Linked DNA regions of Homo sapiens: all the other regions are linked to region 1. A link is a contact called in ENCODE Hi-C or POLR2A ChIA-PET data. All regions are on one chromosome and are shown on one strand. The core of a region is the stretch at or near the end of the contact, and the rest is flanking DNA. Distances in the headings are between cores, read along the strand shown. Region 1 holds the start of PIK3CG (phosphatidylinositol-4,5-bisphosphate 3-kinase catalytic subunit gamma). Region 2 holds the start of PNPLA8 (patatin like domain 8, phospholipase A2). Region 3 overlaps NRCAM (neuronal cell adhesion molecule). Region 4 holds the start of LAMB4 (laminin subunit beta 4). Region 5 overlaps ATXN7L1 (ataxin 7 like 1). Region 6 overlaps ATXN7L1 (ataxin 7 like 1).

Evidence for each region. A loop is a pair of places that touch in the nucleus more often than their neighbours do. ChIA-PET counts read pairs that join two places held with the same protein, here RNA polymerase II (POLR2A). Pooled maps may share reads with other maps.
Region 2: a loop to region 1 is called in a pooled map, with 13 times the contacts of the local background. The contact joins the promoter of PNPLA8 here to the promoter of PIK3CG in region 1. A Hi-C loop is called at or near these places in 6 of 50 pooled maps.
Region 3: a map with no recorded cell type shows a loop between it and region 1 (3-fold over the local background). The contact joins the enhancer-like site here to the promoter of PIK3CG in region 1. A Hi-C loop is called at or near these places in 2 of 37 single-sample maps with no recorded cell type and 2 of 50 pooled maps.
Region 4: a loop to region 1 is called in a map with no recorded cell type, with 2.4 times the contacts of the local background. The contact joins the promoter of LAMB4 here to the promoter of PIK3CG in region 1. A Hi-C loop is called at or near these places in 3 of 37 single-sample maps with no recorded cell type and 4 of 50 pooled maps.
Region 5: a loop to region 1 is called in a map of CD8-positive, alpha-beta T cell, with 4 times the contacts of the local background. The contact joins the enhancer-like site here to the promoter of PIK3CG in region 1. A Hi-C loop is called at or near these places in 1 of 168 maps with a recorded cell type or tissue (CD8-positive, alpha-beta T cell) and 4 of 50 pooled maps. POLR2A ChIA-PET finds 5 or more read pairs at or near these places in 1 of 52 experiments (activated T-cell).
Region 6: a loop to region 1 is called in a map of naive thymus-derived CD4-positive, alpha-beta T cell, with 15 times the contacts of the local background. The contact joins the enhancer-like site here to the promoter of PIK3CG in region 1. A Hi-C loop is called at or near these places in 2 of 168 maps with a recorded cell type or tissue (GM12878 and naive thymus-derived CD4-positive, alpha-beta T cell), 20 of 37 single-sample maps with no recorded cell type and 13 of 50 pooled maps.

Annotation. Positions count from the first base shown.
Region 1 is chr7:106,863,787-106,866,614 of GRCh38, forward strand. PIK3CG (phosphatidylinositol-4,5-bisphosphate 3-kinase catalytic subunit gamma) reads left to right here and starts at 1,496. Exons shown (of 11, transcript NM_001282426.2): 1 at 1,496-1,640. RefSeq lists an enhancer at 1,568-1,667.
Region 2 is chr7:108,524,661-108,527,488 of GRCh38, forward strand. It overlaps PNPLA8 (patatin like domain 8, phospholipase A2), which reads right to left and starts at 1,475. Exons shown (of 11, transcript NM_001256007.3): 1 at 1,369-1,475. LOC124901722 (a long non-coding RNA gene) reads left to right here and starts at 1,815. Exons shown (of 2, transcript XR_007060473.1): 1 at 1,815-2,828. RefSeq lists enhancers at 612-1,572, 1,344-1,463, 1,754-2,093.
Region 3 is chr7:108,414,949-108,417,776 of GRCh38, forward strand. The region is part of intron 1 of NRCAM (neuronal cell adhesion molecule); the gene reads right to left. Among named protein-coding and RNA genes, the nearest start is that of NRCAM, 40 kb to the right of the region's middle. Within about 2 kb of position 1,408, at least 9 of the 41 ENCODE cell types and tissues checked have a DNase peak (open chromatin) inside an H3K27ac peak, as active enhancers do.
Region 4 is chr7:108,128,925-108,131,752 of GRCh38, forward strand. LAMB4 (laminin subunit beta 4) reads right to left here and starts at 1,437. Exons shown (of 34, transcript NM_007356.3): 1 at 1,382-1,437.
Region 5 is chr7:105,673,092-105,675,919 of GRCh38, forward strand. All of the region lies in intron 3 of ATXN7L1 (ataxin 7 like 1), which reads right to left. Among named protein-coding and RNA genes, the nearest start is that of EFCAB10, 93 kb to the left of the region's middle. RefSeq lists an enhancer at 2,818-2,828. Within about 2 kb of position 1,485, at least 14 of the 41 ENCODE cell types and tissues checked have a DNase peak (open chromatin) inside an H3K27ac peak, as active enhancers do.
Region 6 is chr7:105,808,010-105,810,837 of GRCh38, forward strand. All of the region lies in intron 2 of ATXN7L1 (ataxin 7 like 1), which reads right to left. Among named protein-coding and RNA genes, the nearest start is that of ATXN7L1, 67 kb to the right of the region's middle. RefSeq lists enhancers at 907-976, 1,097-1,206. Within about 2 kb of position 1,387, at least 8 of the 41 ENCODE cell types and tissues checked have a DNase peak (open chromatin) inside an H3K27ac peak, as active enhancers do.

The sequences.
Region 1 (2,828 bases), core at 246-2,745:
CCACCCCCAGGAACCCTCCCACACACTCTGGGTAAAACACAGCTTGGCAAGCTCTCACATCATGGCTTGGTGGCTACAGTGTGTTGATCTTCCCTCAGGACCAACCAAGAAAGCTAGCCTTGGTGCTTCTAAAGCTGCCAGCCTCCTAAGGGAGTATTCCTATATAGGAATATACTTTGAGAAGCTGATAAGACCCCTCTAAATATTTGGGAGGCAGCCTTTGAATTAAATTATTTGCCTGCTGATGTCAACTATTAGAGTGCTATTTAAAAGTTAAAACCCAAGAGGCATATGTAAAAGGAAATAAGTCAAATCAATCATTTATCTCAATATCAGAGTAATTCAGAGGAACTCTTAATTACATACCTCCAAGAGACTTGTGAGGTCAACTCCATTCTATCTGCTGCCCTTGAAGCTCAGCTGGAGTCCCTCAACACCCCGATTGGAGGATGAACTCTAGCATAGGGAATTCTGAGATGGAGGGAGGGGGCGCTGGTTCAGGATGCTTGGAGGTTCTAGAAAGAACTGAGGTCACCTGGAAGATACAACGCTACTCTAAAAATGATTCAGGATGGCTTTTCTATGCATTCTCTACTCCCATAGGAATCAGGGGCCACCTCCCAGGATGGAATCTGCCTGATGCTGTAACAGTGTTCAGCTCCCCAATTTCCCCATGATAACAGGCAACCTCCTTCTGTTTTGTCTACAGTTAATTAATCAGTCATTGCTGACAGTAAGGCTCCATCCTCAACACAGGATATTTTCTGAAGCATTAATTTTTGTTTCAATAGTTGATCCTTGTTTGGAATATAATGTGTTACAATGTAGTGGTACTTAGTATTAAAATCAAAATACCTTTTTATTCATCTTTCAATTTTAATACTTTTAGCATTTCAACCATTATTTGAAGGGTTACTTACTGCAGTATGTCACATTTATATACACACATGCACATGCTGCAGTGCTTTCAGTTTGAGCCAGTGATATTTTAGGCCCCAAATGCTCTGAAAAAATAGAGAAAGCTCTCACCAAGCTAAGGAAGTGAGCTTGCAGACCATGCCTTTAAAAATTTTCAGCTTGATAACTTAGTCCTCAAGATGACTAGGTTTCTCTTCCCCCACCCCTCAGTTAGCATGTGCGAACAAGGATTCTTTTGAATTCCCAGGAGGGGAATGAGTTTAATTTGACTGGTAAAAGTCTTCCTAATAGGATACCTAATACTGTGGCTCTTAGAACTAGCTACAAAGATATTTCATATGTTTATGTCTCATAATGGGTAATTTTGGTTTGGATTTATGTCATTTTGTCTCAGTATCACAATTTTTGAAAAATTAGTTCAAAGAGAAAAAAAAAAGAAAAGAAAAACCATGGTAAACATTGCTCAGTCTCATACTCCTACCCTCTCTATGCTAAAACAGGAAATGCATTTCTGACACTTTTAAAATGAGCAATCACACGTATAATCAACTTGGTTAAAACTTCCTTCCTGGTAACTGCAACACTTCCTCTGCATCTGGATATGAAGGGAGCCCCAGAAAAGCGGAAGAATTTAGACGCACACTGGGTAGGTTTGAATTTGTTTTGTTTTCAAAAATTAAACAAATGATCCTTCAGCATCATCGCCTCCGCTGCTTTATCAGGTATTGCTTCCTTCTATTTTTTGCTCTTTGTGGGGTCTGACTCGGAATAGTGGCACTTCCTTCTCGGCTAGATTATCTGAAACTGTTGTCGGTTCTTGAGATGATACTACCACCGAATGTCTGTGTTTCATTGTCTAGTCCAACCTGTATTGTGGATATCTACAACGTTCCGGCAATAGTTTTGCAGGTGCATCACATTTTTGTTTTTGTTTTGGGAGGAAAAGGGAGGGCACGGCAGCCAGGCTTCATATTCCTACAAGTGCATGCTTCAAGATTACTGTACTTACAGTGTTTCCAACATCTTCTCATAAAAGGGGAAAGCTTCATAGCCTCAACCATGAAGGAAACCAGTGAGTATTAGTCAGCCTGTTTTCCTCTGCATCTTATAAGATCGTTTGGTATCACTGAGGCAGAAGTTATTGCTGTGTATTTATATGCTGCCTAAATTTGGACATGTTTTATTTCAAGTTAGTGTCAATATCAATGTATCTTACAGTTCTCTTCTTTGTTAGTTATTCTATAATGTAGCAAAAGACCAAAATGAATGTTTTAAGCCACAAGAGACAGTTCTTTGGGACAGTTGGTTTCACTTACTAAGTATAACTTCATATTTTAAGAGAGGGAATATTGGTTTTAAAAGTTAAGCCAAGATTTGAACATAAGTTTGGATCAAATGAAATTTGTCTTTCTTATCTTCTTATCAAGCTCTCCTTTTTGGTATACATCAAATGCTCCACTATTTCTTAAGGAAATAATGTAGTTTTAAGTCTAACATTAGTTATTTAAGAGAGTAAACGATATTTTCTGAAACATTAATTTTTTGTTTCAATAATTGATTCGTTTAGAATATAATGTATTACAATGTAGTGATACTAAACATTGAAAGCAAAATACCTAATCTTTCAGTGTTAATACCTTTCAAATTTCAATTATTATTTGAAGGATTTCCTATTGCAGTATGTCCTATTTATACATAAGTGCTTTGTGAAGGGTAGGTACTTACTGAATTTTGTGGAAAGAGTGAGTAGGTTAATGAGAATAAATTTGTGAATTTGTGTTACAAAAATGAAAATATTAGAGCAAAAAAGAAGTTAAATGATTGGGGGTCTTAACAGAAGGTCACTGGAGTCCAGAAATCCTGCCTTCCATCCTGTAGCTCCTCCATTATTAAGTAGAGACAGATCAAAT
Region 2 (2,828 bases), core at 225-2,724, 1.7 Mb after region 1:
TTAAAAAAATTAGCCGGGTGTGGTTGCGCACGCCTGTAAATCCCAGCTACTCGGGAGGCTGAAGCAAGAGAATCGTTTGAACCTTGCAGTGAGTCGAGATCGCACCAAGGCACTCCAGCCTGGGCGACAGAGAGAGACTCCCAACAACAACAAAAAATGGCAGGACAGGAAGGTGTCTATGGCTCAGCATTCTAACTCTGACCTTTTTACAAATATATATTCCATGAGTGAAGCAATATGCAGCTTCAGCACAACCCCTCTAACTGGGGTAAAAAAAAACAACTCAAAGTACAGGCTGTTCTTGTAACAACTTTGCATGTGAAACAAGTGAATAGCTAAACTAGTGAAACTGGCCCTTTCATTCAACATCACTCATTAAAAGGGCGTTTACAAGATTTTAATTTAGTCCTGATATAGAAATAAAAAAAGAGATCAACATTAAGAAAAAGTTGATTATAATTACGAAATAAAAACATGTTCTTATATTGAAAGGACAACTAATTTGCATAAGCAATTTAACAAAATAGCTAAAATGGGCTTGATACAACTGCCTCACAAGGCATAAGCTCTTAATGTTTCACTGTTTAACAGCATTTTCTTAATACACTGAAACATTTGTCATTTTTGAACTCTCAGAAATTAGGACTGCAGAACCAGGATACAACTGTTTTGGAATTGAAAACAGTATTTTAAGCAGGATTATATGATAGTCCCTTATGTCACAACTCTCCTGAGTTTTTCCTATGAGTCACCATTTTAAAGTTATCATTGTATTAGGCGTGGAAAGCAGGTTCCTTCCAGCACAATGATAGAAATGACACAGGGATAGGAAGCACTGCAACACAGTGATTCATACACCTTATCCACTTAAGCAACAGCGGTCAAGGATAGAATCAAATGTGGATGGGGTCAGAAAGAGATTACTGACAAAAAATATCAGGCAGTAGAATCACCAGGTGCACACTGACAGTCGAGAATGATGTAGACTAGGGAAACCCTCCTGAGAGTGACCAGTTAACTACTGGAGAACACTACAGTCCAGGGGAAGGCAGACAGACTCTGGAAAATTGAGGAGGGAGTCGTGGGGATGGGACAGGGGGAGCAGGGCGGGACCTGCGAAACCAAATACGGTTTGCGCTTCTGGGGCAGCAAAGCCCACGGGGGCGGAGGGCGCCGAGTACCAATGAGCTCCAGGACCTGCGGGCTCCTTCCAGCGCCAGCTCCTCCCCAAAGCCTGGCGTGTCCCCACCCTCTCGCTCGGGAAGTGCCCTCCAAAGAAAGAAAGGACGACCCGGAGCGCCGGACAAGGGTCCAGAACGATCAACCAGCCTCCTATCGTCCCGCCCCTGTCCCCTCGCGGCTACTTACCGGGATGCAGGCCGCAGTCACTAGGGCTGCAGCGGCGACTCGCTCGTTCCCGGCAATGACGTCCACTCCAACCGGCCTGCATCAGCTGAGCTTCCAACACAAACACTGGCGCAGCAGCTAGGTCGCCACCCACTCAGCCCCGCCCCGCTCCGCCCCCAGCGGAAGTGACGCGCTAGAAGTTTGGGTCTACCCGCGGGCCGGGGTGAGGATTTTCCGCCTCGCTCAGGCCTCTGCCTCCTTGTCAATCTCCGTTCCTCCCCCGCCCCGAGATATGCGCAATAGAGCATGACGGAGCGCAAGGCGGGAAGCCGCGACAGACGTGTGTGCGTGCGTGCGTGCGTGCGTGATGCGCGAGGCGTGGCTTGCTGGTGGGGCGTGCTGTGCCTTGGTTGGTTGCCGGGTGTGAGAGCGGTGGGACTTCGTTTTGCCTTCCTGGGCGGGACCTCGGAGCAGTGTCCTGGTTTGCTTGTTTGCGGGCCGCTATTCCCTTTCAGCAGAGATAAGCCTCCCTCTCCGCGTCCCTGAAGCCCCTGCCTGCGCTGAGTTCCTTGGAGCTGGGGGCTGCGATACCAGTCTCTTGGAGGGTGGTGCCCGGCGCGGCCGCGCCCCTTTCTCTATATCCATTCCTGGGCATGGCCACCCAGACTAAATGTCACTCAAAAGCGAGTTGACATATATTACTGTATTGGAAGTTAGCATAAACCGCCCCACAAATGGTCCCACACGTAACACATCTTTTTAAAATTGTGGCATTTCATACGTACCACAGGGGCAAACTACAGCCCTCAGGGCAAATCCAGCCCACCGCAGGTTCTGCTGTACTAGGAGCTAAAAATGGGTTTCACATTTTTCAAAGGTTAAAAAAAAAGTTTTGCGACAGATGACAATTATATGACATTCATATTTGTGTCTGCTTTTTAAAGTTTCATTAGAACATAGCTTTGCATTCCTATACATGCTGTTAATTAAAGCTTTTATACTACAATAGCGAATTTGGGTAGTTGCAATAGCCCCTTACCCTCTTGAAGTGACCTTGCAATTACGTTGAGGTCGGGAAAACAGATCAGTTTCAACTAGTTATCAACCTCAAAATGTTATCAAGACTTATACTGTACTCTCAAGGCTTACCCACTACCCATGGGTATGTATGCTTTAGCCCCCTGTAAGGTTATTGTAAAGTCCTTAAGGAAGGGGATTCTTTGACCTGTCAAATGTAGTGGATGTTACCCTGATAGTTGTGTTGTTTTGATTTTTTTAAATCAAGGAGGGAAAGCCAGCTTGCTATGTTCTTGGGACACAGTGTCTGGATTATGTACATCATAATGCCTGGTAAACCCCAGCAGTGGATAAGCCAGACATGTTATTTAGCTACAGGAGAGTTAAAAGATGTATGCACCAATTAAGCCTTACAGGCGTGTGGAAGGAGCTTTAGTTTTTGAGACAGATTCCTCCTTGTTGCT
Region 3 (2,828 bases), core at 158-2,657, 1.6 Mb after region 1:
GTCCAGGGTTCATAGCAGAGGGCTGTGGAGGCAAGACAGAGGGGTTTGGAGGTGAAGGGCATTTGCTACTCCTCATATTACCACAGAAGAGATGAAAAAGAAAAAAAATACTCCATTTCTTAGGAGGTTGCAGTATAATATTCCCAGCTTCTCCCACACCCTCCATCACACCTGTGAGCCAACAGCACAAGGAATCTGGGGGAAGAAACAAGGTCTTCTTGGCCCTGAGCCTTCTGGTTTCCCTTTCATATCTGCCATCTGACAACAGGGGTACCTTTCCTTGGCAGGCCTGCCTGTGTGAGCAACAGCCTGCGGTGGGACCTTGAGGGTGACAATGTCTAATGGAGAAGGAGGTACCTGGAAGCCCTGTGGCCGCACGTCTAATCACTTCCCCAGTCAGCCTGAACTATAATCAAGCTGGCACTTCTCCTTCAATCTGGTTTTTGTGTCGTCTTTCTCAAATGGTGCAAACTTGGGAGGGAGGACAGGAACATTATTTAATGACTTCCTAAAACATCAAAAGGGGGCTTAGATCTGATGCAATGAGAAATGGGCATGGCAGGAAAGAAGCATGATAAAAAGAGATAATAAATGCTTCTTGATTAAATGGTTGGCCTACATCCTAATTTCTACCCATAAAAAGGAGAAGAAGGCCGGGCGCAGTGGCTCATGCCTGTATCCCAGCACTTTGGGAGGCCAAGGTGGGTGGATCATCTGAGGTCAGGAGTTTGAGACCAGCCTGGCCAACATGGCAAAACCCTGCCTCTACTAAAAATACAAAAAATTAGCCGGGCATGGTGGCAGGCACCTGTAATCCCAGCTACTTGGGAGGCTGAGGCAGGACAGTCACTAGAACACAGGAGATGGAGGTTGCAGTGAGCTGATATCACGCCATTGCGCTCCAGCCTGGGCAGCAAGAGCAAAACTCCCTCTCAAAAAACAAACAAAAAAACAAAACCAAAAAGGAGATGAGAGGGCTCCGTGGTTTCCACATGGTTGCTCTTATGTAGTTATTTTTACCCTCCAGTGTTTTTCACAGTGGCCCTCTCTGGCTTTATTTCTGTCATGAAGTTCCCTTTTCCTCTGAGAGATGCTGCAAACATTTCAGAAACATTTCACTTGCTTCTTCCAGTCCAGAAGAGTGATTCTTCCATGACAGAACGGGCCAGCTGCTGATGTGAGCCCATCCCTCCAGATCAGCATGACTAAGATATTCATCTTCATGGAGCAAGAATAACTACAGGAGATTTGAATGCTGCATTTGCTTTAAATAAAACTGCAGATGCAATTCCAGGAGTAGGATAGAGACAGCAGAAAAACAGCACATTTCTTTTATAGTATCATAGTGTCTATTTTAATCAGCATATTACAGATGTTTTGAGACATTCTAGCAAAATTGACATGGTTGACAACGCTAGACAGAACTGCCTCACGGGGGAAAAGAGGAAAAGATTAAACCACAGGCGTGTGGCAAAGGAACCTGCTTTGTCAGAACTATGCTTTGTCATCACCGCTGAGATCAGAGAGCTGTTTCTATGGCAGCAGGCAACATGTTCTGGCCAGGAGACAATCATGTAGGGATTTTTAATTTCATTTGATGTCTAATTGCCTACTACTTCGGGAAAGAGACAAATAATTAAAAAAAAAAAGTCTTCCTTAACTAGACAGACTAATACCCCCAAGGAAAAACTTGGGTTTTTATAGTATGCTTTTCAAGATTTGAATTTCATGTCTGTATAGTTGAAGGCATGGGACCTTCTCCAACAAGGCAGAATGAAACCAGTAAAAAGGAAAGGAAACTCAGATGAAATTTCCATCACTGCAGAGCAGTTCACACATCCTGTTAATTACTATTGCCATTCATAATTAAGGGAGGTTCCTCATGGATCTTACTAACCCTTCTATCAAACAGCACCTACTCTTGCAAACCATTGGAAGAGGTTGTGCTATTTATGACAGGTCCCTCCCATTTCAGATCCATGCTGTTCATTTCCCTGAGCAATTAACGGACATTACAAACACATATTCTCCAGAGAGATTCCTAGTTTGGGAACATCACTTTTCAGATGTTGCTACTGTTGTCACTGACCATTTATTTCAATGTTTTCCATCTTCCCTTAAAGAGTAAGTGATTGAATGTCTCATGATTCTCTGCTTTTGCAACATAACACGCTTCCCTCCATTTGATCAAATAATACTGGTGCTTCTAAGGATCCTTTAAGCTAATAGCCAACAGTAGCCTATTTTAATTGCTATGGAGATGTCTTAGTTTGTTTGAAGCTGTTATAACAGAAAACCTGAGACTGGGTAACTTATAAGGACAGAAATTTATTGGCTCACAATTCTGGAGTCTGAGAAGTCCAGTATCAAGGTGCAGACATCTGGTGACGACCTTGTAGTTGCGTCATCCCATGGCAAAAGGCAGAAGGACAAGAGAGAGCAAGAGAGACACAGGGAAGGGGGCCAAACTCATCCTTTTATAATAACAACAATCCTACCTATAAGGGTGGAGCCCTCATGGCCTAATCATCTCTCAACAGTCCCACCTCTTCATACTGTTACAAAGGCAATTAAATTTCAACGCGAATTTTGGAGGGGACAAACATCCTAACCCTAGCGAAAGAAAACAAATAATTTTCTGGTAACTGAGGTAAATATTCCAGCAATTTGATTGGGAGTTCATGTCATAATGAGCTATAATTTTTTCTTTTTAATTCAGATGTCCAGAACTCAACTTCTAAATCTCTGGACACTAGGCAGATGGCTCTTTCTTTTCTTTTCTTTTCTCTGCTCTTCTCTTTCTTTCTTTTTCACTCTCTTTCTTTTTT
Region 4 (2,828 bases), core at 187-2,686, 1.3 Mb after region 1:
ACGTATTTCCAAAGGCGCTGGGTGCATTTTGGTAGCCGTTTAATGAATGCTGCTAGATGACACTGGTCTTAAAATGTATTAAGTGTTGCAATAAACAGTGAAATATATTAGACTGAAAGTAACTTTCTGGCATTGCTAATTTATTTAATTTACTGACCATTCACTTATATTTGCCTCATCTGCTCTCACTTGAAGGCTGCAAAGAGTTTACTCTTTTTTGTCAAAACAATTTGGATGAAACAGATGAAGAGAAAAGGGCCATGTGGTGCCCATTTGCCCAGCTCCTAGAACCACAGGTGCATCGTGTTTGATAAGAGCCTCTCCGCAGGAAAGACATGCATTCCGCTCCTGTTTCTACTACAGCACCTTTCTTCTGCAAATTGGACAGTAATTTATAACACAGAAGATAATTATAAATACATTTATATTAGCCCTTAAGACTTTTTCTGGTACACAAATAATTGTCTATAAAGTGACAGTTCTCAGAAATCTTGTATTTAACTTTCCTTTGTCTAACTTTTTTTCATGTTATGTCAGGACTCATTAGATATTTCAACTGTTTTGCCTAAATTTCATCATAGTGAGGAATGCAGAATACAGAACTATAAAGTTTACTTTTTTTTTTTTTTTGGAGACAGAGTCTTCCTCTGTCACCCAGGCTGTAGTACAGTGGCACATTCTTGGTTCACTGCAACCTCAACCTCCCATGCTTAAGCAGTCCTTCCATCTCAACCTCCTGAGTAGCTGGGATTACAGGCATGTGCCACTACGGCTGTATAGTTTTTACAGAGATGGGGTTTCGCCATGTTGCTCAGGCTGGTCTTGACCTCCTGAGCTCAAGCAATTTGCCTGCCTCGGCCTCCCAGAGGGCTGGGATTACAGGCATGAGCCACCATGCCCGGCCAAGTTTATGTTTCTTTTAGTTATAGCAGACTTGCTTTTCTTAAAACAATATTTACACATATCTAGAACATTAACAAAATATTTTGAAAATATGGGTAGTTCTAATGCATTTAAACTTTTATAAGTTGTCATAAGTTTTATAACCATAACAAAAACAAACATTTGCTGAAAACACAATACAGTTGTACATTTCAACACTACATCATTTGAAGCTCCCTTCAAGGTACAGTAAGGCTCAAGTTGTTGGCTTCATATCACAATGCACTAACATCAATTTTCCCATTGGATACTGTTTTATGTTGCAAGAACCTTTATTTAAGTGTCATTGGACTATCATTCTGTAAAAGTAATAGTAATCTATGTGCTAATATGTCCCATTTCTTACTTTATGACAACTCCACTTACCCCCTAAATTCTAATACCTTCATTTAATCCATAAAAATGCCAATTTGCTAGTGAGAGAGCAGGCAAGACTTACCAGGATCTGGGAGTCTTTGTGGAGAGGTTCAGGCAGCAAACGGGGCATGTGAAGACACACCTGAAAGTTAGAGCCAGTTTATGTAGAAAACATTCTCCCCGAGGCACCTAAAAGTAGGGAAAAAAAAAGACAAGAGGTATTCCAATGCCTGTCAAAAAGGTGATTTGTGAAGTCACTTAAGTTTTAACTTATACACACACACACACCCACACACACACATAAACAGGGAAATAGAGCTCAGTTTTACAGCAAATATTTTTCTTGTTTTCTCTAAAACCAATTTTAATAGCCAGGAATAATGCACAGACATTTTGTTCCCTGATTTATTTATGTTTTTCTGGTTCATGTTTTAGCGGTCATTTTCAGACAGCTTGATACTTACCAGCTATAAAATGTGCGGAATTAGATGGGCTTGTTTCTCAGGAATGTGAGACCCCTGACTCCATCCCAATCTACTTTCAGGCGGACCAGGTGGAATAGTTTCAGATGGGTTCCCAAGGCTCTGACCAGTCCTACCTGGCTCAAGATCATCTTAAATGGCTCATAGATTTCTGTTTACCTTGTGATTCGGCAAGTACAACTAACCATTGTGGGAATGGCAAGTTTAAGTGGTTTTGGAATCCATGTGGTTTGAAATTTCATTCTCCTACGAGGAAGGTTTATAGTATAGAAATGAACCTACAGCAATCTTACATTTTATTCACTTGTCAGTGGATTAATATCTCCATTTCAAATCTGTGCAGTTTCAATGGGTAAGTTTATTGGTTGCTTGAAAAAACATTTAGGATTTCTAGAAGCTCATGGAAAATACCCTTAGGGAAGAAAAATGATTGTGAACTGAGCCAAAATGAGATGCTCATTTTTACACAACATTTACAAATCAGGAAATAGATTCAACAAACTTTCACCAAATACCACTCTTACAGGCCTTTAAGCTTTTTCAAGGGTATTTTTCAATGCTTCTTACCTGTTATTTGTGTTTTAATTTATTGCTCTATTTTTCCATCGATGCCACTGTTTTTAATTTTGTTCCCTATAGGTCAGGTTCATCTGCTCACTTCTGATGTACTAGAAAGCAAACTCCAAGAGGGCAGGAACATGTCTTTTCCATTTTAGGATGAAGTATAGAAGAAGCTTGCAGTCAATATTTGCTAAACTAACTTGTTTTATTTATTTTTTACAAGCCAACAGCTGCCACAAAGTACCAGGTGGTAGGAGACCAAAGAGCAGTATTTGGTTTTTAGGTGGATACTTCAGCAAAGTGTGTGAGTGAAATCAAGGGACTTTCAGTTTGTTCAATTGACGGGTTTGTGATCTGTTTTATTAGACCAATACTATTTTCCCTTTAGACTCTTAAATTATTGTGCAAAGCATAAACTCTAGGCATTAAAATTTATATAATTTTTAAACTTATTTCAAACATTGGAATTTCATATTGTCTTTTTTG
Region 5 (2,828 bases), core at 235-2,734, 1.2 Mb before region 1:
AATCTGATAGGCGCGGGGAACCCTGGTGTCTCCAGTTTGCTCCCCTCACTCTCTGAAGATAAAATCCATCAGGTTCTCAGGCAATCCCATTTCAGTAAAAATTCAGTGTTCCCTTCCCCATACGCTTATTCATGGAGATATTTTCATACTTGCAGCATCAGTGTCCTGTATTTAAAACCTTAGCACAGATGCCTCATGAATGGCTGAGCCGGCTGCAAATACTCAAGGTGGCTCCCTGCACCATTTTTAGAAAGAACTTGTTGAGAATTTTCCAATATGGCTTTTAAGGGACTAACCCCCTCCCAATAGACTTTGAGCACCACAGTCGCTTGTGGCCTGCCATGGTTGTGTAAGCACACTTGGGCTTAGGCCAGCACCTGGCTTACTCACTTGACAGCATGGAGTCTCCTTCAGCCCCCACTTTTGAGGGCAGGTGCTTGGCAAGTCATTAGCCGGTTTCTATCTTATCAGTGGGTTCAATCTGCTTTTGTAGCTGCAGTCAGGATGCTGCCTATAAACACCCTGATTTCCAAGGGGCCTTCTTCCAAAAGTAAACTGGAGTTGGAGAGAGAGGCAGGGCTGGCACCTTGGCACTGGGAGCCGTGCCAGGAGCCAGGCCAGCTGTACTTACAGCCGCTTGGTGAGGTAACGATTCCCCCCAGCTGTGGAAATGGAGACAGACTGCATTTGAGAAACTTGCCCAAAGTCATAAGACTATTAAGTGGAGGAGCTTGGGCTAGAACCTGGGCCTGTTGTCTCATTTGTCACCATCGTAGTTAGATACTAAACTTACTGCCATGGTGTAAGGGGGGATATTGAATCAGCCTTGCTCAGCAGAGGAGGAAATGAAGACACAGGAAAGTCAGGTGATAGGACAGGCTGCGAATGCAGGCAGAGCTGTGCCAAGCAGTTTCCATGCCAGGAGTGCTTGTGAGCTTTTCTGGAGTGCCCATTCCCTTCTCAGACTGCAGTACCTCTTTAAAAGATGGCAGGGCTGAGGAGCCGAGGAGGCGTTCCTTAAGCAAAGGTTATGCTAGGTCTTCTTTACCCCTCTTCACCTCCTACCCACTGCTGGGCAACATGACCTATCTTGGGCACTAAGTTCTTTTGACAAATATGAGTGTGGGCCTGTGGTCTACACTGTTCACACCAACACCAGCTCAGTTCCCAAATCCCTAGGCTCTGGGATGGTTTCTTCGTCATCTGGTCACCCCATGCACATTCATTCAGTTAGGAGGGAAAGCAGGCTTTCTTGAGTACCTACTATATATCAGGCACTGTGTAAGCTGCTTTTCACTCACCAGCTCATCTACCCAATAACCCTACCATGTGGTATGATACCGTTAGTTGCCTTGTTATAGATGGGGAAATTACTATTATTTTTTTTTCTTCTTAGATATCAGATGGGGGAAATTAAAGCTTAGCAAGATTGTGAAACAAGACCAAGGTCACGCAGACCTCAGCAGCTGGCAGGAAAGCCCAGGCTTGCCTGGCCCCAGAGCCAATGCCCTTTCTACCATGCCACCCTGCCTGGGATGTTCCTTTCCCTCCACGCTTTAGAAATGCAACTGGGATGATTCTTACAAGGGCATTTCCCATTCCAGAGCTGCTGTGAAGTCATGTAACTTAGGATCCTTTTTAACTTTTCCCCTGTGGTGGCATTCCCCCTTCCTCCTCCTCTTCTATTTGTCATTTATACTAAGGTGCAAATTTCTGGCATCACCACTATTGGGCAGGATCTGGGGAGTCCCAGGGGCTTTCCAGGGCCCTGAAATACTTCCATCAGCCCCCAGGGATGCCCTCACAAGACACCTAGACTAGCTAAAAGGAAAAACTACAGAAATAGAATCTGTGGGGAGACAAGCACATGTACACCTTGCCAGCGGTACTTTCAAGGGATTACATTTTTCTGGAGAGCAACCTGGTGATAATAACAGGAACTAAAAAGCATCCATAGCCTTTCATCTGGTAATCTGGTAATGTAAGTTTGGAAAATAGGCCTCCAGGAAATATCCCAAAGGGAAAAAAAAAGTTCAAAGATATTCTCAGCACTGTTTACTACAGTTAAAAAAAAAAATACTACAAGCAACCTGAATAATCCATAATAAAGCAATTGGTAGGAGACAGGTAAGAGAGTTATCTCAACCTAAGAAAATGTATGCAAAATAGTACACTCACATTCACAAGGAAATTCAAAATGGCACAAATAGTATGTAGAGACTAATCACTACTTAAAGAAAAATATTTGAGGCTGGGTGCGGTGGTTCACTCCTGTAATCCCAGCACTTTGGGAGGCCGAGGTGGGTGGATCACTTGAGGTCAGGAGTTTGAGACCAGCCTGGCCAACATGGTGAAAGCCCGTCTCTACTAAAAACACAGAAAAATTAGCCAGGCGTGGTGGTGCATGCCTGTAATCCCCGCTACTCGGGAGGTTGAGGTGGGAGGATTGCTTGAACCTGGGAGGCAGAGGTTGCAGTGACCTGAGATCACGCCACTGCACTCTAGCCTGGTGACAGAATGAGACCCCATCTCAAAAAAAAGAAAAAAAAAAGCACTTGATAAATACATGATGATGAGGAAAAAAGAGAATGATATAAGATGCATTGCTTAATAGGCTCTGTCTTTTTTAAAACTGTTTAAGTTCATCCAAGAAGATAAAAACAGACAACAACAAAACACTAACATATCCTTAAGCAGAAAAGGTGGAAGAGAGAAAGTAGGTGCCAATACAAATGCAGGAAGGAGACAAAAATATGGGTTAAAATGAAAGCTATTTCATTCATTCATTCACTCTTTTTTTTTTTTTTTTCTTAGCATTTCCTTGGCAC
Region 6 (2,828 bases), core at 137-2,636, 1.1 Mb before region 1:
CTTGGATCTCTAGTGTCCACAGACTCTTTCTGCAATGTCAGAACCACCCAAGAATACAGCACTGTCCTTGGCCTGGAGGGTCACTCTGCTCCTAGAAAGCAGGAAAAGGAAGAGGCCTTTATATACCTTCTCCCCAGGACACACAGGGCCTGCAGGCAGCCCTGGTGGGTGCCAGGTTACTTAGGGACAAGGTGACAGTGGCATGCTTTTGCCATTTGTCCCCAGCCAAGTGTTTTTCCACTGATGTGAAAGGAAAAAGATAATTTCTCTAGTGAGCCCTACTGCAAAGACTCTGAGGCAGCATTTCATCAAAGGGTGCTGGGAAGCACTGGGGAGACAGCAAAACCCAAAAACCTCCAGCTCCACTCAGCAAGGAGCTTGCTGCTTCTGTTTCCAGAGAGGCGGAAAAATGAATGAGCACTCAGGAAAGCCAACCTGATCAGTGGCACTTTGATAAGATGACAAAATTGCTCCCTCCTCCAGTCCAAATCCACTCTCTGTGGTGAACTATTATGGGAAGGAAGCATCAACTAATTAGAAGCATCTCTGGGACATGAGAAAAATCAGCACCTAAAATGCCTAAGCAGAGAGAATTCCTTGTTAAGAAGAGAGAAAACAAAACAAAAAACTGCTAGGATGTCACTTTGCCCAAGCATATTTATAAAGGGAGGAGGAGATAAGAATTAATTGGGACAGGAGCTTCTACCTAAGTGACATAAAAGACACAATTATTTTTGCTGCTTTTACAGATCAAGTGCCCCTTCCAGGTGGGGATAGAGCCCTGGCACCACCCACCATTTTGAAAAATGACTTTTAGTCTTCCGTAGTTCTAACTAAGCTTGAAATTAAGATGGTTCTTTTGTTTACTCCCCCTGTTGGGGAAGCTCTAACCACCTATCAAAAACACCAATGTCTGGATTATTTATTTCTCATTGTCCAACCTACGGGGCATAGAAGAGTTTTATGAAGCCAACATGTGAGGCGTTTCTCCCAAAGAAGCGTGGATGCACCTCCCCATATTGCAGAGCCCTTTTATACTATGGTCCTTTGATAATCTGGATTTTGACAGACAGAACTAATGCCTGACTTGGAGCAGGACAAAGAGCCCTGGAAGTCAGAGGCTTCATTCTTGTCACCCTCTTTCCTTTATAAGCTGCGAGCACTTGGGTAAGTCCCTTAACCTTGAGAAAATTCAATAAAACAAAGGGTTAGTGACTAATATATTACATCCTTTTTAAAAAACAAGTTGTGGTTTAAAAAGCCCCATATAACATGAGATCTACTGTCTTAACACATCTGTGAGTGTATAGTACAGTATTGTTAACCATAAGCACACTGTTGTAAAGCAGATCTCTAGAACTGACTCAGCTTGCACTACTGAAACTCCACGCCCACTGAGCAGCAACCTCACTTCCTCCTTCCTCCGGCCCCTGGCACTCAACCATTCTATGTTCTGCTTCTACGAGTCAACTGCCTTAGATACCTCATATCAGTGGAATCAGGCAGTATTGGTCCTTTATGACTGGCTTATTTCATTTAGCATAGTGTCCTCAAGGTTCAAATATATATCCTTACAATGATACTGACATGGTACTCACTGTTTCCATGGTAAGTGGTTACATATATTAACGTATTTAGCCCTCACAGAAACCCTTCAAGGTAAGGTGGCATGATTATCTCCTTTTGATAGATGAGGAAACTGAGGCAAAGGGAGGTGAAGTGAGGTGCCTATGCTTACCTGCTGTGTAAGTGGCTCCAGACTCCTTTTTTTTTTTTTCCAAGACAGGGTCTCACTCTGTTGCCCAGGCTAGAGCATAGTTATGCTATCATAGCTCACTGTAGCTTTGACCTCCTGGGCTCAAGTGATCCTCCCAACTCAGCCTCCCAAGTAGCTGGGACGAAAGGCACATGCCACCACATCCACCTAATTTTTTAAATTTTTTGTAGAGACGAGGTCTCACTATGTTGCCCAGGCTGGCCTCGAATTCCAGGACTCAAATGATCCTCCAGCCTTGGCCTCCCAAAGTGTTGAGACTACAGGTGTGAGCCACCACACCCAGCCCAGACTCCATTCTCTTGAACATAACACCATGTTCTTTCTGTACAGTTTAAAATTTCTATTTTAGCAAGTAGGCTCACAGAGATACTGAAGTCACTGAGGAAGATGGCAAAAGATGGGGCAGGGAGGATAAACGAGATGTGGTGTTGGAGAGATCTACCCTTGTATAGTTCAGAGTGGTCTTTCACAGCAGGAAGAGGATGGCCTTGGAGCCAGGGAGACCTGGGCCCAGTCCTGGCTCTCCCTTGCTCTAGGCCCTTGGGAAACACCAGTCACCAAAACTGGCAAGACCCTTGCCTTGTAGACATCACATGCTAGCAGGTGAGACAAACAACAAACAATAAGTATTCCCAATAATGTCTGCTATAGAAAGGGTAAAGTGTTATAAAAAAACAAACAAACAAAACACTGGTGCTGGGAAGGCTGGCTGGAATTGTAAAAAGGGTGCCACTGAGAAGGTGATATCTGAGCAGACTAGAAGAAGGTGAGAAGGTAGATTGTGAGGCTGGAGCACATCTAGGGGATGGTGTTCCGCACAGAGGGAAGAGCTAGTGCAAAGGTCCAGAGAAGGGGAGAGCCTAGGACGTATGAGGGAGAGCAAAGAAGCCAGCCTGTGTGCAGGAGCCAACGCGAGCCAGCGTAGAGGCACTGAAGCCGGGGATGGCATGGGGGCGGCGGAAAGGCTGTGCCAGTGACTCTGAGTGGTGTGGGAAGCTATGCAGGCTTTTGAGCAGAGGAGTGACATGAACTGATACTTGGCTTTTATAGT